2 separate regions of the Homo sapiens genome follow, and region 1 is linked to region 2. Evidence: chromatin loops called from intact Hi-C (ENCODE). Cell type or tissue: heart left ventricle. All regions are shown on one strand. Each heading gives the region's core, and the rest is flanking DNA. Links, peaks and the distances in the headings are about the cores only.

Region 1 (12,470 bases), core at 3,023-11,022, 180 kb after region 2:
AATTTTGGCTTTTGTTGCCATTGCTTTTGGTATTTTAGACATGAAGTCTTTGCCCATGCTTATGTCCTGAATGGTATTGCCTAGGTTTTCTTCTAGGATTTTTATGGTTTTAGGTCTTAAGTTTAAATTTTTAATCCATCTTGAGTTAATTTTTGTATAAGGTATAAGGAAGGAGTCCAGTTTCAGTTTTCTGCATATGTCTAGCTAGCCAGTTTTCCCAACACCATTTATTAAATAAGAAATGTTTTTTTTTTTTTTTTTTGAGATGGAGTTTTGCTCTGTCACCTAGTCACCCAGGCTGGAGTGCAGTGGTGTGATCTTGGCACACTGCAATCTCCGCCTCCCGGGTTCAAGCGATTCTCCTGCCTCAGCCTCCCAAGTAGCTGGGATTACAGGCGCCCACCACCATGCCCAGCTCAATTTTGTATTTGTGGTAGAGACGGGATTTCACCATGTTGGTTAGGCTGGTCTTGAACTCCTGACCTCAAGCAGTCCACCTTCCTAGGCCTCCCAAACTGCTGGGATTACAGGCGTGAGCCACCGCACCCAGCCTTGGCATTGGCTTTTTAAAATTCAGCATAATGCCCTTGAGCGCCATCTATGTTTTGCATGTATTAAGAATTCATTCCTTTATATTTCTGAGTAGCACCTCATGGCATAGATGTACCACAATTCATTTCACTATTCTCCTATTGTAGGACTTTTTTTTTTTTCCAGAATTTGGCTGTTATAGCCAAAATTTCTGTGAACAATGGCATACAGGTTTTTGGGTGAACGTAAGTTTATTTTTCTAATATAAGGGCTCAGAAGTGCAATTGTTAGATCGTATGGTAAGGGTATGTTTTATTTTTTATTTTTTAAGAAAATGTCAAAGTTTTCCAGAGTGGCTGTACCATCCTACATTTGTACCAGCAATGCATGAGAGATCAGGTTGTTTGCATCCTCAGCAGCATTTAGTATCGTCATTTTGAACAGAATTTTAACTGTTTTAATCAGTATGTAGTGTTATGTTCCTGAACATATTTTCATGTGTTTATTTGCTATTCATATCTCTTTTTTGGTGAAATATCTGGCCATGTCTTTTGCCTGTTTTCTAATTATATTATTTATTGAGTTGAGTTTTGAGGGGTTTTGTTTTGTTGTTGAGACAAGGTCTCACTTTGTCGCCCAGGCTGCAGTGCAGTGGTGCTGTCATAGCTCATTGCAGCCTTCAACTCCTGGCCTCAAGTGATCCTCCCACTTCAGCCTCCTAAGTGAGCAGATGAGACTACAGGTGTGAGCTACCATGCCTGGCCTGAGAGTTCTTTCTACATATTAGATATGAGTCTTTGGTCAGATACATGGTTTGCAAACATTTTCCCCTAGTCTGTAGCTTGTCTTTTTATCTTCTTAGCAGGGTTTTCTGCAGAGCAAAAAATTTAATTTTGACAAAATCCAATTTATTAATTTTTCCTTTTGTGAATTTTACTTCCGGTATCATATTTAAGAACCATTTGCCCAGGACCTAGGTTCCTATGATTTTTTTCCTATATTATCTTCTAAAAGTTTCATAGTTTTATGCTTTATATTTACATTTGTAATCCATGTTTTGTGTAAGATATGAGATTTAGGTCAAGGTTCTCTTTTTGTTGTTGTTGTTGTTTGTTTATAGATATCCAGTTGTTCTAGCTCCATTTGCTGCAAAAAACTCTCCTTCCTTCATGGAATTGCTTTTGCATCCTTGTCAAAAATCAATTGGCCTTACCTGTGTGGGGGGCTACTTCTGAGTTGTCCATTCTGTTCCATTGATCTATCTATTTTTTTTCTTTTACGAGATGGAGTCTCACTCTGTCACCTAGGTTGGAGCTCACTGTAGCCTGGAATTCCTGGGCTCCAGCTATCCTCCTGCTTCAGTCTGGTCTACATATCTTGATATTTGAGAATAAGAAAGAAGGACTTCAAGATCCGGGTTAGACTCCCCATGTCCCAGTACCTCTGGCCTCCACCAAGAATGGATGTGAGCACTGGAACTGGGCTCACCACCCCAGTGGGGTTTGCTCTGCACAGGAGCACGTGTGAAGGACTTTACCCACTGCTTTCTCTACCACATTCCCCAGACACTACTGTTTTGGGTCTCTTTTCATTTCTTTTCCTTGCTTACACATGTTCTCAGATTAAAGTGGGATTTTCTGAAACAGATTTTTTCTATAATGGGGTAAAAACCGTAAGTAAACAGAATTATCATAACCATTTAAATAGTAATAAAATATGTTTTTCTATTTCTATTCAAAGAGGGGGAAAGGTAACTGGAGAAGATGAAAGGAAAAGCTAGATTTGTGGGTGGTAGGTGTGTTTTCTTCTTCTTCAACAACAGGTACAGAGTTTTAGTAAAGGACTTCAAGGGAAAAGGAAAAAAATAGCATATACTGTTATGGGGTTATTTTTATCTTTCATTTTTGTGACAACTTATTTGTACTTAAGAGAATCTTTCCAAAGAGTTAGAAGCATCATTAAATAAAGACTGTGAAATGTGCAATATGGCTTATTTATTTAAATGTTAATTGGTCCAACGAACACTTCTAATTAGCTCTATATTTGCTTAGCAAAAAGTTTTACAAATTCCAATTGTGAAAAGCAGCTATTTTGAGCTGGTAAGCATGTTGCAGCCTCAGCTATGATTTTTCTATAGTTCTCAGCCCTTGAAGGCACAATTTAATTTTTCATGTATGCATACTAGCAACGGTAAACACTTGCGAGTGTAAAGAACCTTCTTTAATTAGCTGCACAACAATTAAAGGATTCACAAACTAAATTGAACCCTGTCTCGGTGCTTACTAGCTGAATTCTACCACCTGTCACAACAGCACTTTGTTCAATCTGTTATGCAAAATCATTATAGCAATATAGTGGAGGGGAAAAAAAAAGAGAAAACAGCAATTATTTCTTACTTTTCTCTTGAATGGGTTATTTTGGGTTATACTGATGTCAGGTTCATTGAAGCTAACCTTTTGAAATCTGTAACAGCATAATACTTCTAAGGCAGTCTCAGAATGGCTGGAAGAATATTCCATTTTACGCTTTTAGGAGGAAGCAGCATTCATTTCTTTCCTCCTAAAAGTGCTGGAGACTCTGATCATTTGAAACAACCTGTTCTACCTCTCCCAGCCACCTTCCATTTGCCTTTTTTCACCGGGAACCCTGTACGGCTCGACAGGCTTCTGTGTTTTAAAAGCTTGCAAACCGCGGCCGACGTGGGTTTAAAGATGCAATTCTCAAACTGCCGCCTCCAGAGCATCTCGAGTCATATTACTTCATAAGCCCAGTGACTTACTGTAAAAACATGTGTGTTGCTTGCTTTTTAAACATTTTTTAAAATTAAAAAATATATATATATATATATATATATATAATTTTCAAAAATTTGATTTAAACTAAACTGCTCTCCTGTTTAGACTGGGTCGGAGGGGAATGTTACCCCCACCCCACCCTGGCCATTTGCAGAGACAAAGGCTTTATTGTGAGGCCCAAACCCAAAGCCTGACATGACAGACTTCTCCCTGGAGTCAAGGAATAAATGTTTACATTTGGTGTTGCCGTGCCCTGGCCCCCTGGTAGGAATGCCTGCAACTCTGGGCTTTCACATACAGAAGGGATGGGGAGGGATGCTTTGCGGAGGAGAACACCGCTGCTGACGAGCTGCACTTTGAGATGCTGCCTGGCATTGCTTAAAATGGCATCAATAACATATTGTTAGTCCCAGCCTCCAAAGCATATGTGATCTGGCCATTTCAGACGTCGGAGTGACTGTAGACAAACCGCTGAGCTCAGTCAGAGGGTCTGCATTCTCCCACATTACAATATTTTTTATAAGTTGTTCTTTACATCATTTCAGGAAAATGCACAACGCAGACAAGGCAGGCCTTTGAAAATCTAAACTCTTTCCCTGAAAAAATGCTGAAAGGAGGAAAGTGAGAGCCAAAGGTCAAAGGCTGCGCAAGAATGTGTTTCTCTATTTTTCCTATTTCTTAAGCAGAGGAAACTGTCATCGTTGTGGCATTTGGGTAAGAAGGACTATCTCCAATCAGGTCCAGGAGGGAGAATTTGAAGTCTACAGGGGCTTCTCTCTTCTTTCTGCTGAAATCCAACTCTTTGGCTGGTCCAGGGCTAGTGCATGGAAACTAAAGTGAGCTGCTATCCGCTTTATTGAAGTTGGTGAAATGCATACCTCCTGCAAACTTGCAGCTCTAGAAAGAAGACCCACTTGCTGTCTTCCACAGCCTCCCTGTCTGCTGCTGCACTCGGCTGCAGTTTTATTGCCAGAGTCTCCAAGTGCAAGGTCCAGCTGCTCTTTGTCCCTGGGCATGCTGTCCCCCTCGTTCTTCCTGTGCTCTTGACAACGGTGTCTGCACCAGGCTTTTGATGGGAGGCTGCTGTTGCCTTCAGGGATGGGATGGTCACATAGTAGGCTCTCAGTGAACATCTGGTGATGACCGTAAATGTAATCTCCACTTGGCCGAAGAACTCATGGGAATTGAAGGGTGGATTCAGGCAATTTAAGCCCTTCAGCATTCCCCTCTACATTTTTTTCTTTCCTTTCCTTTCCTCTTTTTTTTTTTTTTTTTTTTCTGCTGTTCATTTAGAATCTCCTCATCACGGTGCACTATTTGTTCCATCCCACGTTTCTTATTGCTAGTCTTGCAAGGGAAGATGGTAGGTAGAAGAACTGTAGCGTAAGGCCAGCGTTGCCCACGCAGGGCCTGCCTACCTTGTGCTCAGACCTGGGTTGGGCACAAAGGGGGCCATCCTGCCTTCAAGAGGCTTCTAGTCTGGGCGCAGAGCCCAGACTCCCCAAGGAAATGTGGAGACAGCCTTGGTGTAGATTCTGTATTTGGGGCAGGCCAGAGGGGGACACTGTTTTCTGGCACCCCAGCATCCCTGGAACTCCAGCATCCTCAACTGCAGGCCACTTGAGGTAGTGATGGCTTAGCAGTGAGGCGCATGGCATGTGGAGACAGGCAGTCTGGGGTTCAGTCCCAGCAATCTAGTGATCAGATGTGAAACTTTAGGCAAGTTATTTAACCTCTCTGTGCCTCAGTTTCCTCAACCATAAAACGAATATGATAGTAGTAAAACTCACTGATAGAGTTTGAGAATTATGTGAAGGCACTTAGAACAGGACTGAGTGCCCAGGAAGTACCACGTTAGTTACCATTGCTGTTTGTTTCTAGAAAACTCTCCAACCATGATTTTCCTCTTCTCTTATACTACAACCACAGTCATCAACACAGAAGAAGACTTCTGTGACCAAATGTCCGGAGGCGGGGGGGCTCCTCAACACACCCAGCAGTGGACACCAGCTGGGTGTCCCCAATTCAATTCTGCCACCATCTACCCAGAGATCCCACAGGTTGCGAGCTCAGTCCCCAAGACGGTCCTGCCCCAGGCACCAGTTGCAAGTCCAGGCCTCACGAACTTCTGACCAACAGGCTTCACGTTGGGGTTCCCATGACCCCCTCTTTGGGTCCTATTAATTTGCCGGAGCAGCTCATGGAAACATTTACTTATGTTTACCAGTTTATTATCAACAATATTACAAAGGATGTGGGTGAAGAGAGGCGTAGGGGAATGTATGGGGCATGGTGGGGAGCTTCCACGCCTTCCCTGGGCACCACTGTCCGGGAACCTCAAGGCATTCAGCTATCCCGAAGCTCCCAGAACCCAGTCCTCTTGGGTTTTTAGGGAAGCTTCATGATGTCATACATATCCTTCAGAATATAGGGTGAGACCCTCTTTGGGGAGGGTCTTAAGACCCCAAGTCAGAAAGATGGGGGAAGATTAGAGTCCTGCCTTGGGGCAGGTGAAAGGAGGTCAGAAAAAGATCAGAAATATTCTGTTTCCTGAGGCCTAATACTGCCAACATTACAACAAAAGACTCTGACAGGGACCATGGGAGTTATGAGCCAGGAACTGCAGACAAAACCTATGTATATATAATAACACCGCACTGCTACTTCCTGAACTTGGGGTCTCCCTGTGCCTGAACTCCATAGGTTCTGAGATTCAACAGAACCTTAGGAAACCATCTCCTAGCTCCTGGCTTCAGGCTTGATGGGTCTGATGAGCCATCAGACCAGAGTCTTCCAGGGAAAGCTTCTCCATGGGTACCAAACCATTTAAGACTGCACTTCTCCCTTGCCTCTTGATACTGTTTATGGGCGCAGTGTTGTAGTCTAGAAGGTGGATTTTCAGAACCGGTGTGATCAGTCGCCACACCCGAATCGTTTTCCACCTTTGCATCCTGCCTACTGGAAATTGGATTACTTACTGAAGAATGTGGAGGCCCTTGATGCAGAGGCACTGTTAACATTTTTTTTTTTTTTTGAGATAGAGTCTCACTCTGTATCCCAGGTTGGAGTGCACTGGCACAATCTCCACTCACTGCAACCTCCACCTCCTGGGTTCAAGCGATTCTCCTGCCTCAGCCTCCCGAGTAGCTGGGATTACAGGCACCCGCCAACACACCCAGATAATTTTTGTATTTTTCGTAGAGACGGGATTTACCATGTTGTCCAAGCTGGTCTTAAACTCCTGACCTCAGGAGATCCACCCACCTTGGCCTCCCAAAGTGGTGGGATTACAGGCGTGAGCCACCACGCCCAGCCACTGTTTCTATCTTATCAGACCTGAAGGATCTCTAAAGTCAGGAGTTCCTGAGTATCTTCCATGCTAGAAGTATGTGCATTGTTCCATGTGCAGGGCACATGGGAGAGACACAATCATTGTTAACATATGAATTTATAGCCTAGCAGGGGCACCAAGAAAAGGGAACAACTAGTCAACCGCGATGCATGCCCAGGGAGAAACAACCCAAGGAAGAGGAGTGGGAGACGAGAGAGCGGAGTGTGGTTAAGGACTAGGAAAGGATCAGGAGCAGGTGCCACCGAGCAAGAATCTTAATTTGCCATGGTCATGGGTTGGGGAAGGTTCTGAAGGTGTTTTCTTTGAAATCCACACCGCTTTACTCCAGGCCAACAGGGATTTTGGCCAGGAGACTGCAGGCTGATGTAGGAGAGCTCTGCTGTTGGGGAAGGATACATTGTAGGGCTATAAATACCTGAGATAGGAAATGCGTATTTTTAGCTCCAAGCATTGAGGAAACTTGGATTATCTAGCAGTGATTGGGGTCATCTCCCAGCTCTGTTTCTACACTGGGAAACTGTACGGCCAGTTTTCCTTTTAAGGGTTGAGCAACGTGCCGGGGCTGGCACAGCTTGGTGCCTGACACAGAGTGACCCCTGGAGACTGTCTGTGGAATGACTGTGTGACAGCCTCCAGTGAACAAGTTTTCTGTAGCGGGTGTGCTCCTTTAAAGCAGGGGCCACCACAACTTGTTGGCATTTCCCTGGGTGTTGCTATCATGTCAGTTTCTCATGGTGATAACCTTTTAAAAGATGTTTGATCCCTAAACAGTGTAGAAAGAGATGCGAGCAGAGGAGATCCACAGAGTAGACAGAGGGCATCCCCAACCTCTGTTGTCTCTGCTTTGGACCCTGGACTGACTGCAATCATGTCGGGTCCCACCAGTTACTTTAATGAGGGGGGATTTTGCTTTTGCAGAAGTTGCTGCCTTTCTTGTGCCTGTTACTTTGCTCACTTATTACTGGGGTCACAGCAGGTGGCTGGATAAAGGATCACCGGAACCAGGGAGCCAGCCCTACAACTCCACTTTGCTCCTCCCTGACCTACCCTGTCCTGTGTGGCCAACAGACTGACCTTATGATCCCCAGAAGGCTGAAAAATCTACAAAGGATGTTTCTTCCTTTTTGTTTATATTGACGTTTTGCTAGTTTTTCTAAACATTACATAATGAGCTGATTTCAAAATCAGCTTGCTGTTTCGAGAAAACTCTCCAACCATGATTTTCCTCTTCTCTCACACTACAACTATAGTCATCAACATAGAAGAAGACTTCTGTGACCAAATGTCAGGGTGGGGGGCTCCCCACACACCCAGCAGTGGACACCAGCTGGGTGTCCCCCAATTCAATTCTGCCACCATCTACCCGGAGATCCCACAGGGTGAGAGCTCAGTCCCCAAGATGGTCCCGCCCCAGACGACAGTCACAAGCCGGGGCCTCACGAACTTCTGACCAACAGGCTTCACTTTGGGGTTTCCAAAATCCCCTGTTTGTGTTCTGAGCAGCAGGAAGGGAATGGACATCCCTGGGTGATCACCAAGATGAGTTCTTTGCTGTCTCTCCTTTCAGGCCCTTATGCATATATATTCTCTCTTTTTGTTGTTGTACATAAAGTGGATTATGCTTGCATACCATTTTGTGAACAGCCACTGAATTTAATGTATTCTTCTGCACCCTTCTTGATGAGTGCAAAAACAATTGCATGACTCTACCATGATTGATTTATTTAATCCAGTCCCGTGGGTGGAAATACAGATGGTTTCCAATTTTCTTTTTCTCTCATTAGATCTGGGGACTGGGCTCCTTGTCTTTGGCTCACAGAGGATGACTGGGGTTTCCTTTGTTGAGAGGAAAGTGGCCGTCATGAAATCAGTTGGGTTTTCTCTGATGTGATGGGCACTATGAGTACCTGCCTTGGCCCACTCATCACCAACCCTGAAGGGGTCTCAGGCATATACTTTTGGATTGGAGGTGGGTTATGAGAAAGATGGGCTGTGTTTCTTTTTGTGTGAGTGGATGCATGTACCTGTGCACGAGTACATGTGTGCACAGAGGTGTAGAGGAAGTTCAACCTGTTTTTTGCTTTGGGTTTGTGGTGATTGAATCCAGGCCATTATAGACCATGGGGAGAAGGGTGGAAATCTGGGTGTTGCATTCTAGTAAAATTGGCCACTAGTATAATTGCCCTAACCTTCTGAGTGTCTGCTCACGGGTGTTAAGCATTTGTCTGTACCATTTTTGATTAGTGCATGGTATCCAGGGGATGCCCTTGTGAGCCAGCCTCCCCTCCCCATCACCACCTTTGTTCCTTGAGCTTCTTTCCTTCAGTACTCCATCTGCATTATTTGTCCAGGCCACAGCCTTTTCTCCAGGAATTAGAAAGTCATCACTGTTTTCTACTGCCATTCAATCTTCTTGACCTCTGGTGAGAGTTGTGAGCTGCTCTCTCTGCCAATTTCAGCAGCTGGGAGGGATATTGGTGAGGGCACAGGAAGTAAGTGGAAGAAGGGTATCAAGGTGGTCACATCGCAGTTGCAATCTGCTTTTGTTTTATTCCTTTGGTTGTTAGTAATTAGTTATTCATCCATCCATATGTCCATCCATCCATCAGCCATCATTGATCCATCGGTCCATCTGTCCATCATCCATCCATCTATCCTTCCATCTATTCATACATCTATCCTTCCATCTATTCATCCATCCATTATTCTCTATCATCCATCCATCTATATATTCATCCATCCTCCATCCATCGATCTTCTATCCATCCTTCATCTATCATCATCCATCTATTCATCTGTCTATTCATCCATTCATCCATCCACTCATCCATTCATCCATCTATCCACCCACAAATCCATCATTCATTCATTCATTCATTATCATCCATTGGTCCATCCATCCATCCATCCATCCATCCATCCACTCATTCATCCATCCATCCACTCATCCATCCATCCATCCATCCACCCACAAATCCATCATTAATCCATTATCATCCATTCGTCTATTCATCCATCCATTGATCCATTCATCCATCTATCCATATCTTTCTATCTAAACATTCATCTCTGGTATGTAGAATGGTGTCTGGCATAGAGTAGTTGCTCAATAAATATTTGTTGAATAAATGAATGAATAAATAAATAAAAGTCAGAGGTTTTGAACTTGGAGAGTGTATTTCCTGCCAATAGTCTGCAGCAGGCCTATGAGATTCAGACCACCTTGTTCTGCTAAAGGACATCTCAAGCCTCGCTAATCTTACAGAGCTCTCTTTTCTTATGTTGTTATCCTTGGGAGGCGCCCTGTCTAATTTTCTCCTTCCGAATCCCTGGCCCCCCTGCTCCCAGCTTCCTTGGCAGCAGACAAGGAAGAAGGGCAATCTAGGTGTACTTTTATAAATGACACTTTGATGAACATCATTTCAGCTAAATCTTTGTACACGTTCTTAATTATTTCCTTAGGTTTAATTGCTAGAAGTGGAATTGCCAGGTTAAAGAGAATGCACATTTAAAGATTTGAATACCTGTTGCCAAATTGCCCTTCAGGCATGTTATGTCAAATTACGTCCCCCGACCACCACAACTGCCATACAAATTATGACCCTGTCCCTTTCCTTATATTCCTTCAAGTCTGAATGTTATTTAACAAAGTGGTACACCGTACTAATTTTATATGCAAACTGTCTCATTTTGCTTTTTATTTCTCAAGCTTAATATGTATGTATATCTATATTTTATGTAGATATCTCTCTATATAGATGTAAAGATACATATCTTTAATGGAATGCCTCTAAGTCCCTTTGGTGAATTACCTGTTTATGCCTTCTGTCTGGTTTCCTTTTGGGTATTTGAATTTTTTTTTTTAACTGTAGCATCTCTTCATACATCAGAGATATTAACCCTTTGTCTTATACACATCTTCTAATTGTTTCTTCGAAGTATTTCACTTGGAAAAATAGTTCGTACATGGTGTTTTCTAATGAGATAAAGGGATTTAAGTGATTAAATCTTTTAATGTATTCCTTTACTTTTTAGTGCCATGCTTTGAAAATGATTTCCTACCCCATTAATAATACTCCTAAATTCACCTTAAGTATTTATGATTTTATTTTAAATATAAATTTCTAATCCATTAAGTGCTTATTTTGATGTATATCCTTAGGGTAAAATTTTGTATTCACACATTGCACACATATTCATAATTTTCTATTAAAGAGATTTTAAAATTACATTTTCCAACTGATATATAAGATATATAGGAAAACTCCATTTACTTTTTGTTCTTTGAAATTTATAAATAAAATAACTTTAAAAAATTATTTGAAATAAATAAACAATGAAAAGTGAAGGTCTTTTTTTTTTTTTTTTTTTTTTTTTTTGAGACGGAGTCTCGCTCTGTCGCCCAGGCTGGAGTGCAGTGGCGCGATCTCGGCTCACTGCAAGCTCCGCCTCCCGGGTTCACGCCATTCTCCTGCCTCAGCCTCCCGCGTAGCTGGGACTACAGGCGCCCGCCACCACGCCCGGCTAATTTTTTTTTGTGTTTTTTAGTAGAGACGGGGTTTCACCGTGTTAGCCAGGATGGTCTCGATCTCCTGACCTCGTGATCCGCCCGCCTCGGCCTCCCAAAGTGCTGGGATTACAGGCGTGAGCCACCGCGCCCGGCCAAGTGAAGGTCTTTTTAAAATCTCTCACCTTCACCTCAATTTCACCCTCTTCTCAAGAGGTAATAATTTTTCATGGATTGGCATTATCTCTGCACATGCACAAATGCATATAAATACAAAGGAGTTCTTGTTTTTCACAAACATGGCAAAACCGTATACACATTGCTTTGACACTAGCATTTATATACTTAAGAATATAGAGATCTATTTAATTCTCTTAAACTTGGACAAAATTCCATGATATGGATGTACCATAACTACTTAGGTATTTTCCAATGGGTCAATGATTGAATCATTTCCATTCTTTCTCCAATTAAAAAAATGCTGCAAAAAAATTTCTGGCACATACACATGTGAATATTTCTATAATATGGATACCTCCAAGTGGCATTGTTAGGTTGAACGGTATGCACATTTAAAATTTTCGTGGATATTGAAGAATTGCTTTCTAAACAGGGTGCACCAGTTTACTTTTCTGCAGATAGTGTGTGAGAATGGTCAGTTTCCCAAACCTGTACCAACAATATATACAAATAAAGCTTTTTAGTTTTTTTTTGCAATCTGATGCACCAAAATTTTAAAATTTTTATATGAATTTCCTTTGGAATATAGTTAAAGATACATTTTTATTTATACAACTTTATATGGCTTCATTTTAAAAAGTCTTTACCAAGGATTATAAAAAAATTCTCCTATGATTTCAGTGATGACTTCTTAGTTTTAAAACTTTTTGTGTGAAGTAATGTTGTGTAATGTATTTTTTAAATGCATAGACTATTATCTCAATATGTTTACTGATCAGTCTATTTTTATATCTGAATCATCACCTTTATCAAAACCACGTGTCACTTTCGGGCTTCTCTCTACCTGGTTCATTGACATATTTGTCTACTTCTGTATACTACCACATTATTTCAATTATTATAGTTTTACTGTATTTTGATTTGATAGTACACATGCTGTCTTTTTATTCTTTCTTAAAACTTGCTTGGCAATTATCACATTTTTTAATGATGAATTTTAGATTTCACTTGATAAGTTTGATAGATGATCTTATTGATAATTTGACTTGGATTTATAGATTAATTTTAAAAAAATTTATGTATTTATGATATCACCATTTCATCC
Region 2 (12,470 bases), core at 1,543-9,542:
CACGCAAAGCCGTGGCAGCCCCCTCGCGGCAGCGCGCCCCAGGCGAAGCACCCCGGGCCACCGGGAGCGCGGCCCTCCCGAGACGCACGGGCTCCGAGGCCGCAGAAGCCTTGGGCCTCCAGGCCTGGAAGGGGCTCCCCTGGCCTGGAGGCCATGGGCCCGGCCCAGACCGGCCAGACACCGCCAGGGACCCCCAGAACGACGCCAGGACGCGCGCCGGGCTCCGTGCCTCCCACGGCCCAGGCGAGGCCGGCGGCTCGAGGGTTAAAAGGCGACCCCCATTCTGTAGGGGAGAAAGTGCCTTTTCTCCAAGTCCATATGGTCACTTCCTTTCGACCTGCTCGGCCCTGCTCGCCTCTTTGTCCGCTCTGTCACTTATAAAGAATCACTTGACTTACAATAACAGGTTCAAAAGACGACGGAGTATAATCAGTTGATCCACGAAGAATTGGAATAAAGAACACCCCACCGCTCAGGCTATCATTCCCATAGAGATAGTGATATCATTCATGTGATTGCGATGCTAATTTCTATACAAGAAAAAAAAAACCCTTGTATTTTGGTATTTGTTCAAAGAGAATTTCAGACACATCAGATTGGAAAATGTGGGCTGAATTCCTAAACTTTTTTGGGTAGGCAGAGAATTTTTTAAAAACACCACTGCAGAGATTTGAGCGGATTTTAAGAATCTCCTGGAACTAGCTTGTTGGAGGAAAGTGATTATTTCCTCACTCCTCCAGTGCACTCCTGGCGAGAGAGAGAGAGAGAGAGAGAGAGAGAGAGAGAAGAGAGAGAGAGAGAGAGGGAGAGAGAGCAGCAGCAAGGAGCGCTGGGTTCTCAGGGCAGGGTCCGAGGATGCTGGCAGCGGCAAGGCCCGGTGCCCGCCGACGGCGCGCCTGGGGAGAGGACCACCGGCGGTGAGGGCCCAGGCCCAGCGCCCAGGGCAGCTGCGACGCGTCCGTCTCCAACGCCGGCACGCTAACCCAGCGCTCCTCCCAGCGCAAAGTTTTCTGTGTCTCTCCCCTCACTCTTGGACTGGTTGCTTGCCACCGAATGACTCCTTCAGCTGGAGAGGGGTGGTGATGGGGAGGCTGTGGCATGCCTTTTCTGTATCTTTGCTTTTGATGTCTTGTGATGCCCGGGTTTAAAACCCGTCAGTCATCTTGGGGGAGCTCAGTTCGGGCAGGCTGGAGCAAGTCTTACCTGAATCAATGTTTTAAGTGCCCCTGTGGCTTGGCGTTTTGAATAATCAATCTGTCTCCATCACTTCTTAATCATGCGCAACACAGGCCTCTCTCTCTCTTTCTCTCCCCCCACCTCGCTCTCCCTCCCTGTATCCTTTTTTTTTTTTTTTTTGTCAACTCTTTTGGATCCTGTCTCTTTGCTATTAACATGCCCAGTGTCACATGCGAGGCTTTTCTTTAAAACAAGCCCCTCATTGGTGTATCTGGATACTTCTTTTATTATTATTATTACTGAATCTTTTTTCCCATAATGACACCAGGATCATTATATAATCCCATAACAAAGAGGCTTTTTGAGGCACCAGCTTTTGTCAACTCTAGGACAGAGAATCCATAATTGCATTATCCAGCTTTTTCCTCCTTCTTCCCCCCTCCTAGCTTCCCAGAAAACCAACCTCATGCCCCACTCACACCCCCACCTTGTTACTTCTGCTTATATTATTTACCGAAACGTTTGCCCAGAGGACCCGCCTTGCAAAGTTGCCTTAAAAAAGTTATTTTGTTTGATAATTAAGTCCTGGAGCCCATCGCATGATGATTATTCTACACCCATAAGGCAGAGAACCTGCGTGACGTTTTTCTCGAAGTTTAATTACCGTATGCTAATTTCCTTGCCTACTACGTGATTAATTAAAATCATATTTTCATAATCATTTGGCACTAGTATTGTTTTAGAATTATCATGATCTCCTAAATAGTGTCTGTAAATAAAGTCGCCTCTAATGGCAGGCGCGGGAGGCGAGGCTGAGGACCTCTCCGCGTTTGTATCGCGGCGATTGGCAACATAACTGCCTTATTTACATTAAATACGCCACAAGGTTACAGCGCGGATCAACGTCATTTGATCGCTGATGACTCCCTTAAACGCCCGGGCTGTGACTGATTCTTCGCGTCCCGCTGTCCACCGAGATTCACCCGGGAGTTTTTTTTTTTTTTTTTTTTTTTCCTCCCAGAAAAGAAACAGACTTTAAATAGTTTCAGGAGCAGGTAAGAATTACGCTTTTTCCTCGCCCCTTCTCCGTCTCTCTCTCCTCTCTCTCCGTGGCAGTCTCTCTCTCCCTCTCGGCTGGATAAAAAATTCTTTAGTCAAAGGCAGGAATGCAAAGTAGTGACAAGGAAGGGGCTGATATATGTCTCAGTAACGAGTCTGACAATCAGAATGTAGCTCTTGGAGAATAGATAGATTTTAATAAGTGTGTTTACATGAGCTCAAGGTCAGAACCAAGCTGCGCTGTGTTAAATGGTTTCTTAGTTGCTAGACAGAGAGAAAAAATGGACGATCACACACCATTCTTTGTAGATTATTATATCAAGGGTTCAGTCTCTGGCTCATCAAAGCTAAATGCCGCAAGACCTATCTAGTTGCTGTGAATTATGCCAGGGCGACAATGGAGAGCGTTTTTAATGGTACAATGCATTTCACCTACCAGATAGGGGGAGGCCGAGCCGGGGATGGGGATGTCTGCTGGGGCTGGGTGATGAGTATCAATGAACGGGGCGATTCTGAAAAGAGGCTGATGAAAATCGAGCCCGCCCTGCCCCGGCTGGGCTGGGAACAGTTCGCAGGGCTCTGCCGAGTGGGCGAGTGAGGCGCGCGAGCAGGGCGCCCGTCCCCCCTCAGCCCCGGAAAATGATCAAGTCAATCGTGTGGGCATGTTTCATTATTCATTGAACACAATCTTTTACAACGCTCCGTTTACGTGCCCGAGTTTGCTCCTGACGCCCGCGTTTCAATGTTTAAGGTAAGGAAAACAAAGGTGGGGGGGGGATCGCGGGGCGCGGCGCGGTGCGGGGGGCGCGGCGCGGGGGGGCGGCGGCGGGTGGGGGGGCAGCTTCGGCGTCCGGGAGGTGGCAAAGTGAGTTTGGACTCTTGGCGCGGCCCCCCCGTCCCCTCCCCCTCCCCATCTCGGCGAGGCCTGCCGCCCGGTTCCTTCTCGCCCCATCGCGATTAAAAAATACGGTCTAATTAAATATCCGTGGCTGTGACGTTGGCGAGAGAAGCTGTCAGCGGGTGGGGGGTGGGGGGAAAGAAGAGGAAAACCGAGCCGGCGGCTGCGGCCGGGCATCGTATGGCGCTAGAGAACTTCGGCGGCGAGCGGGACCTGCGCCTGGGCCGCCGCCTCCCCGCCCGCGGTCCCGGGACCGTTACTTTGAAAAGGAGTCCCGAGGCCTGGCGCCCGGCGCGCGATCGGGACCCCGCGTCCAGCTCCGGGGACCCGGCCGGCGCCCCCCACCCGCGAGCGGCCCGCGAGCCACTCTCAGGCCCCGGGAAACTTTCAAGAGGGTCTGGGGGGTGGGGGGAGTAAAAAGGGGAGGGGGTAGGCTGGGGCCGCGGAAACTTCTGCTCAAGTGACTTTCCCCATTTTCTCCTCTGCCTGGGACGGGGGTTCGCCTTGCGCTCTTTCTCTGGTCCGCGCTCACTGCGGGGTTCCGGCCCCTCCGCCCGTGGAGAGAGGGTAATTTGCAACCTTTTTTTTTTTTCAATTAAAGTTAGCTGATGCTTACAATGTGTCAAACTTGCGGGCGCCGAGAGCCGCTGAGATCTGCCATTTTGTGATTGCATCGGCCTCCTGTGCCCCGGGAGCCTGGCCAGGCTGAGGCCGGAGAGTTGGTTTCAGGGCTGAGGTGCCAGGGTCCGAACCCGCGACCCCAGGAAAGGCCGTGGCGCCTGCAAGCGCAGGCGGCGCCCGCAGCACCTGCCCCAGCCGGGCCTCGGCCTGGGGGCCCAGCCGGGGGCCAAAGAGGAAATAAATAAATAAATAAGTAACAGGTTATGGAGGGAAAAGAGCCGGCCAGTCCCAGGCTGGAGAAATGAGGCCAATCAGAGCGAGGAAGTGCGGGCGTGGGGGCTCTGGAAGGCAGAGGAGAGGCAGGGCTTGCGCGGCGTCTGGGAAGAGTGCAATCTGGGGGGACGCCTCCCGTCCCCCCAGCGCAGATGCATGACTGGGGTAGGAATGATCTTTGCTGATAAGCCTTTTTCTGTTTGCTTCAAGACATTATTTTTCGAAGATGAATTGAGGAAAACAGTCGTAGGCGAGACTCGGGGTGTATTTTAGGCAAAAAAAAAAAAGTTAGGGTTGGGGGAGAGCTTTCCTTTGATGAGTAGGAAAGTGTCCAGATCTCGACGCGCCCATCTGTTGCAGTTTTGCAAATAATTTAAAATATAGATATCTCCATATAGACGGATGTATGTGAAGTGGAGGAAGGTCGAAACGCGGGGAAGTTAGGGAAAAAGAAAGAAAAAGGGCTGGGCAGAGAGAGACCTGTGTTGCTCACTCTTCACTCTGCGGAGTGAACTCCGGCAGGGCTTTCTTTGGGGACAGGTGGAAAGTTAAGTCCCCCCCTTTTCACTTCTGTATTGTGAGTGGTTCCTACTGTGTGCCTGTTGGAGAACATGTCCACCGTTCCCGAGTTAGGTGGAGGATTGGAATGTTGGGGGGCGGGGAGCGTTGGAGTTGAGGACGCAGTGGCCAGGGGCTGGGGGCCGAGAAAGAGCAGGGCGGGGTCTCAGCCCCGCGTGCGGGTGGCAGCGGCGGCCGGGTTTTGTTTGCCAGATATTGTTATGTCTAACGGGTGCCTCGCCGGAGACGTGATTTGTCAGCCGCCTTCGTTTTCACTTTAGCAGAAAATACGGCAGCTGCGAGGTGTCCCGGCCTGCGGGGCTCGGGCACCCGGTGCGTCCTGGGGGCTGGGTCGTGTGCGCGGGTGGGAGCCGGCGGCCGGCGGGGCCGGGGCGAGGGGCGAGCGGGAGGGGCGGAGTGAGCGAGCGCGCGGTACGGCCCTCCGGTTCCTCCTGCGCCTTCTCCCGGCAGCCGCCGCCGCCGCCGCCGCCGCTGTGCAATTTAGCAGAAATCCGACAGGGGCCGCGTTTGCTGAGCGCATCCGGCGGCCGGGCAGCCCGAGCGGGCCGCCGGGCCTGGTCGGCCGGTGTAGAGGCGCGGAGGGGGCCGGCGGAGGGGACCGGCGGGGATGGGCGCGGGAAGCACGCCTGACCAGAGCACGCGCCGTTCCCCAACCCTGGTGTCCCCGGCGAGTTGGGCAGCCCCGCGCGCCCTGACCTTGACGCCCCAGTCTCCAGCCAGGGCTTAGGTGAACTTGGGGTGGGGTGTGCGTGCGTGCGTGTGTATGTGCGTGCGTGTGTGTGTGTGGAAGGGGTGGTGAGACTGGGAACGCGCTGTTTTCTTTCCCAGTTTGATACTAGCAACTGGATTTTTACTTTAAGACCGGCTTTGCTCTCTGCTGGGGTTGGGAGGGGGGGCGATCTTTTCCCATCACTCACATCTTTGTTCATTGTTCACTGAGTGGAAGGCAGGCGACTTAAAGAGACGAAAGAGAGGAAAAAGGGGTGAGAGACGGAGAGAGGAAAAAGAGGGGGGCGGCCAGAAGAGGGAAGGAGAGGCGTGGGGACAGGGCCCCCGCCCCCGCCGGGGTCGGGTTTGATGGTGAAATAGTAAACCCACGCACGGAGGGTCGCCAGGAAAGTGGACATTACCGCTTTAATTAACTTCGAGATGCTCCGGCGGCGGGACCTGGCGTAGCCGTGACGCGCCCCCATAAATCTGCCCGGCCCGGGGCTGCTCCGAGAACTCGTACAGTAGCGGCGTCAGATCCATCCCGCGCCTCCCAGTCCGGAGTCCATTTGCATAATTGGATTTTTTTTTTTTGCCTCCTTCTTTCTCCCTGAAACTTGTTTGAAAACCCAAGTGAAAACCGCGACGATCTGCACACTCAAAAGCAAGTGCCAAGTAAGTGCCCTGCGGTGGCCTCGGCGCGCCCCGGGGTGAGCGCGCAAAGCCGGGAGCGAGGTGCCGCGAGCTGCGCGCCGCCCCGGGCCGGCCTCGCGTGTGGGCGGCTGGGCGGCTGGGCGGCGGGAGGACGGCCTCCGCGGGCTCCGGGACTGCCCGGCTGGCTGCTCGCACAACTTTTTTTTTTTCCCCCGTCTGCTGACTTTTCGGGCCAGGTGAAGTGTTTGGGCCACGCGTGTACCTGTGGCGAGACTCGGGAGGCGATCTTGGGGGGCGCGCGGTCGCAGTTGGGCATCTTGCCTGGGTCGGGGGCGGGCAGTCGGTCCCAGTGGCCGCCGCTGAGGGCAGAGCTGCGAGCGAGCGGGGCCGGCTGCTGGTCGCGCCGCGCCGTAAATGCAAGCCTGTAGCCAAATGCTTCCCCCATTATTCTAAGGTTTGTGTCTGCGTGTGCGTGTATGTATGTGTGTGTTTGCGCTGTGCTTTTAAACAGAAAGAAAAGCAACCAAAACAAGAGCAGGAAGGGCTTTTTCCTTAGCTCGTCCCCCTTCCCCCAGCATCATTTATTTCTTTTGCTTGAAGGAGAGTGCAGACCTTCTTTGCTAAAGACAGGGTCACCGAGAGATTGACAATTCTGTTGGAAATGCCATCAATCCTATAGCGAAAATGTAGCTGCATTTATAAAATACCAACCCTTGCCTGATAAGGAAAGTGGTTTCACAGTGTCTCAAATTTTATTGAAAATATGTAATATTATTATAATGATTATTTACAGCGTTCAGAACCCAGGGGAAAAGTCGATTTGCTTGGGGGAAGACTAGAACCCTAGTTCTTGTTTGCCGGCCAGCCTGGGAACTTGCCTGGGGCTGCGCCCACCACCCTGAAAGCTGCTGCGGGTGGTGGGGGGGGCTCAGCTTTCAGTCCAGGGAGTCGCAGGGGGTCGCCCCTGCAGCCCTCTGGCCTCTGCTCGGGGAGAGCCCAGGGCTTCTGGCTGAAGGCTGCTTTAGTTATGATGTCATTCTGATAGCGGAGTGCAAATGTCTCCTGATTCCACCATTAACCGCCTGGCTGATTTGCTTGGTAATGATAGCACTGACGTCCTGCTCCCTGACAAATGCAGAACCGCCGAGCCCTAGGAATTAACTTTTCCCCCCACTGAGGAGAAACCCGGCTGCCAGAAGTCTCAGCACTGGGCCTCTGCCTGTGGACTTTGTCTGCCTCAGTCCCAGACACTGACATACATGACAGGCCCCTGGGCTGAGGGACCCGTTTTCCCAAAGTTTAGAAAACTTTTAAGACTTTCATTTCCAGAAGACCCTTAATCTGGTCAAACTTAAGTGCGATTGTGACCAGGCAGAGATATTTGCATGTGACCAATGGCAGGGACTCTGAGACCATTGCATGGAAGACTTGCCTCCTACCTTCAGCCCCTTAACTGTGTCTTCATGTTAATATCACTGCAAGTCAGCCGGATTTAGTGTTGATTTTTAACTAGTGTACAATGATTTAAGATTTCTTTTGATTTACTGTTCAAATGAAATTTACATAAATGTGATGAAAATGAACTTAACATCTGGGCATATGAAAAAAGGTTAGTACCTCATATGTCATCTGCAGGGAAAGTCTCTAAAATGCTTTCACCCTAAACTGGGTTTGGGGAAACAGTTCCTGGAGACATAAATGGTAATTATGGAGAACCTGGAGAAAACACTTTCAATAAATTTGCATTCTTTTGGACTAGAGCTCTGAAAGCCCATCTTGTTCTGTGCCTGGAGTGGTTAACTTCTGAGCAGGCTGGAGATCTTCGCAACTCAGCAACTTAACTGCTGGCCGGGCTGTCTTCACGGAAGACTTAGGGCAGGCAGGGAGCGACAGTCACGCTGTTCTGGTCCAAGTCAGAGGCCAATAACCCCCATTATGGGAGAGGACAGAGAGGCAGCTAGAAGGTGCCGCCCGACTTCCCACAGTTGCCCATAGGGTACTGAAGGCAGTGCTGAGATGTGGAATCATTGCCCACTGAACCCCAAAGAGCTGAATGATTAGGTTTGTTTGCTTTGCCTTAGGTAACCAAAGAAATTTCCATCAGCTCCACGAGCCCATTCAAGTGAACTCTGAACTCCATCTTACTTTTGAGCAAGAGAAGCTTATCTCTGGCATCAGGAAATCAGAATTAAACAGCCTTCCCCAAATGTGGTTGCCTTTTGCTCAAAAGTTGGCTGTGAATGGCACAGGTGTTTTTAAAGTGCCTTGAATGGAGGGGGAAGAAAGACAGCAATGATACTCATGAGAATATAGATGAACTTTTTTTTTTTTTTTATAAGAAGAGTATCATAAAAGAAGAAAGCAAATAGATTTATTTTTCCAGGCTGAATGAGGACAATTATAGCTTTTTAACATCTTTGGATTTAGTGTTTTTAATAAGCCTTTTAAGTAAGCTGAAATATCAGCTTGCATTTTGTTCTCAACATTATTTAAAGTGAGACTTGATGCAAATTTAAAAACAAGTGAGTTTTCTGCAGGTCAACATTTGTCCATATGAAGGAGAGAAGCCTCTTCCATGGCCTGTCTGCCAGGACCTAGGGCAGGCCAGTGCTCAGCCCTGCCTCAGCCTATCTCCAAGTGAGGCCTTAGATTTCGGCTGGAAGGACAGGGGTGGTCAGGTGGCATCTCTCAGGCTGTGAAGGCTGGATTTTGGAATCTAAAAGCAGGGCACAAACTCGCTTGCATTGCTACTAGTGGGGCCTTGTGAGTGGAGGGGCTTCCTCTGAACTCACACCTGCTGTGCACACTGGCACCTTCTCCAGAATGTGCCAGGGCAGGGTCTGGGCTGAGGCTGTGGAGGAGTTGGAGGGAAGGGAGCAGGGCCAATGGGGAGGAGTGGGAGGGAGGTCTCTGTCTGCCTGGTTGGGCTCACCTGTGTGCTTCATGTGGTACCTGCTCGGGAGTTGGAAGGGAGGCCTTTTGCCAAGGAGAGGGATTGGTTGTTCAGGTCTAGACTCTTCAGGCTGCCGTGATGGTCCCCTTGGTGGCATTGAACGTCCTTAGAGGAGTGAGCAGATAATGTGTGTGGTCAGAATGCGCTAAGCCAGGGAGTGGCCCCCTAGGTTGTGCTGGTGATGGTGGTGGTGGTGATGTGTGTGTGTGTGTGTGTCTGTCTGTCTGTGTGTGCTGGGGAAGGGTGCTGCCTGTTAGAAATACTTGTTCTGAGATGATTTCCTTTTCATCCACAATTGTACTATCCAGGATAGACTGGTGAGTTTGTAATGTACATGTGTGTTGGAGGGGTTGGGGTGGAAATAAATGAAGAAATCAGGAAATACAAAAGAAAATGCATCTTCAGAATAGAGATGCTAGGAAACACAGTCCAGTTTTCTGAAATCCCCCTCACTTTTTTTTTTTCCCAAAAGAAGGCAAACATGGATGGAAGCCCCCTCAGGAAGGTGGGCTGTGCGGGAAGCCATCTGGCCCACCTGGGGTGGGCGTGGGGGCCTCCCCCGGCCAGTTGATGCCATCAACGGGCTCCTGTTGACTGTGCCTGGTGATAAGGGCTGCTGTGGCTGCTTCTGCTGGCTCCCTGAGAGTCTCCTCTCAGCTTCTGATTTTTAAAAAATAATTTTTCAACTTTTATTTTAGCTTCAGGGGGTACATGTGCAGGGTTGCTATATGGGTACATTGTGTGATGCTGAGGTCTGGGGTACAATGCATCCCGTCACCCAGGTAGTGAGCATGGCACCCAGTAGTTTCTCAGCCCTTCTGCCCCGCCTTTCTCCCCCCTCTAGTGTCCCCCAGTATCCATTGTTGCCATCTTTATATTAATGTGTACCCAATCTTTAGCTTCCACTTATACATGAGAACATGCTGTATTTGGTTTTCTGTTCCTGCGTTAATTCGCTTAGGATAATGAGCTTTCACTTTTAAAAATCACTGTAGATCTCTGGTCTTTCTCTTACAGTGGAGTTTTTGCTACTATAAGCAGCATCAAGCACTTGGCTTTTCACATGCTCTGAGCTTGCTCGAGGTGGGGTTTATTTTCCCTAAGAGACAAGATTCAGATGAGAGTGAGGTTTGGGTGGAACTTAACAGATGAACCTGGGCATCATTTCTCCAGCTCAGGGCACTCGTGGGAGTCCGTGCTGTGCGTTGTAGGATGTTTGGGAGCGTCCCCAGCTTCTACCCCACTAGATGCCAGTAGCACCCCCCAGCTATGATAATCAAAAATGTCTCCAGACATTTCTATATCTCCCTTGGGGAGAATCAAGCTTATTTCCCACACTTTATGCGCTGGGCCTTGTCTTGGGCCTCTTCAGGGGGGTGGAAGGTCAGCTGTGGTCCTACCTTTGGGGACTGCACAAGCTGGTGGGGAGACAGACAAATCCCAGTGCCCTGTAAGTCCAGGGGGTTGGACTGTGCACTAAACAGGGGAAGACCCATGGGGTCTGAGAGGGCAGAGAACTTCCACATGGATGAATTGTATCTGAGCAAAGGCATGGGGCCCAGCTCTGACTGCTTAGAGGTCAATTGCACATGGAGGTGGTGTCGGGGGTTGGGGCGGGGGGAGAACCCCATCCCTGGCCCCTGACTGTGACATGCAAACTAAGCAGTGGAAAGCATAGTTCTTAGGCTCTGAGTGAGTTGAGGCTGGGCACTTTGCTGGCAGGATAATGATACCTTTTTTTTTTTTTTTAACTTTAAGAGATGGAGCCTTGCTCTGTCATCCAGGCTGAAGTGCAGTGGTGCAATCACGGCTCACTGTAGCCTCGTCCTGGGTTCAAGAGATCCTCCCACTTTAGCCTCCTGAGTAGCTGGGACTACAGGTACATACCACCACACCTAGGTAGTTTTTAACATTTTTTTTTTTTTAGAGATGGGGTCTTGCTATGTTGCCCAGGCTGGTTGCAAACCCCTGGCCTCAGGCAGTCCTCCCACCTCAGCCTACCAAAGTGTTGGGATTACAGGCATGAGGCAGTGCACCTGGCTGTCCATTTTTGAGTATTTGCTATGTGTAAGGCACAGCTCCTAGTGCTTTACACCTTCCTTATGATGCAGGTACTATATATGTCCAGAATTCAGGAAGGAAAACTGAGGCAATGGGAGGGGTAGGTGGTGGGTCTAGGATTAGACCCATCCTTTATGCCTCTGGAGTTGGCATGCTTAGCTCATCTACTGCTGCAAAGCATCTCCCGTGACCCACGTTCAGCTGCCCTTTCTGGGGCCAGATTTACAGCAGGACCTCTGTGATTTGCTCCTGATTCTCAAAGCTCATCCACCACACCCTGACACCAGGCTTGGGGGCTGGTAGGGCCAAAGCAAGCACTCTTTGGGGTGGACCAAAGCCTCCAGGTAGGTGGTGGCAGGAAGGCAATGTTGATGCTTCAAATGCATGAAGAGATGCAGGAAGGAAAGTCAGTCTATAAGGTTCCCCCTTTCCTCTACCTACTATTCTTAGTCTATGGCTTTCCAATGAGAAAATTAAGTGCTGTTATGACACAGGAGAAATGATCACCGTAGGCTTGAGCTGACATTAACCTGAAAGTTTTCTATCTAGGCATTACAGCTTTGATTACCTGAGCTGTGTTCAGTTGGGTCTTTGATTACCTAGGTGGGCCTGGCTCCTGGGGAGTATATTTCTGGCCCCCTACCTCCTTGCTGGCTCTTCAGCTGGATGCTGGGAGGCCACCTCTCCACTGCTGACTCTATTTGTCTATTTGGGACCACTAGGCTCCTTCCTTTTTTTTTTTTTTTTTTTTTTTGAGACAGAGTCTTACTCTGTCCCCAGGCTGGAGTGCAGTGGTGCAATCTTGGCTCACTGCAACCTCTGCCTCCCAGGTTCAAGGGGTCCTCCCGCCTCAGCCTCTCAAGTTGCTGGGATTACAAGCATGTGCCACCACACCTGGCTAATTTTTGTGTTTTTAGTAGAGACAGGGTTTCACCATGTTAGCCAGGCTGGTCTCAAACTCCTGACCTCAGGTGATCCACCTGCCTCAGCCTCCCAAAGTGCTAGGATTAAAGGCATGAGCCAATGTGCCTGGCCTCCTTTACATTTTTTAGGCTTTTTGTTGCTTTATTACTAAATTACACACACACACACACACACACACACACACGCGCACACGCACCCCACACCACGAAGTAGCTTTACTTAGGTTGTGAAAGCCCACCTAAAATCGAGATTAATCACAGAAATGCCCATTCAGCCTTAATTATAATGATGGTCTGGCTTGCATTTCTGAGATTCCCTCATAATTCCCATAAATTTGAAGGAGAGTTTGGTTCATGCAAGTACCAGATCGTAGGACCCTCGGGAGGTGGTATTAATTCAGCAGACATTCCTGCTTGTGGTTTCCAGGTACAGGAGGAAGGGAAGGTTTGGGGCTCTTCGGTGTAGGTATGGAGAGGTGGCCACAACATTGACACCTGCAGTGGCCACTATTGGGTGGTGACCCCATGCCAGGCACTACATTACACACCCCGGGTGCATTATCTT

The links. Hi-C counts contacts between places; a loop is a spot of excess contacts. Peaks named below come from ENCODE experiments on the same cell type or tissue, not always from the same donor. Only the 100,000 strongest peaks of a DNase experiment are listed, where the experiment ranks them.
Region 1: it touches region 2 in a loop (31-fold over the local background); 37 of 110 quality-filtered maps call a loop at or near these places.

What each region holds. Positions count from the first base shown.
Region 1 is chr19:30,399,436-30,411,905 of GRCh38, forward strand. All of the region lies in intron 1 of ZNF536 (zinc finger protein 536), which reads left to right. Among named protein-coding and RNA genes, the nearest start is that of ZNF536, 33 kb to the left of the region's middle. In heart left ventricle, for the core only: a CTCF peak has its summit at 7,289 (motif pointing left); no DNase peak of the experiment used is centred there.
Region 2 is chr19:30,222,685-30,235,154 of GRCh38, forward strand. It overlaps a transcript of ZNF536 not described here. Among named protein-coding and RNA genes, the nearest start is that of ZNF536, 140 kb to the right of the region's middle. RefSeq lists enhancers at 423-923, 924-1,424 and a silencer at 4,983-5,372. In heart left ventricle, for the core only: a CTCF peak has its summit at 5,114; DNase peaks (open chromatin) are centred at 2,835, 5,097 and 6,272; H3K4me3 peaks cover 6,005 bases; H3K27ac peaks cover 3,641 bases; H3K27me3 peaks cover 5,249 bases.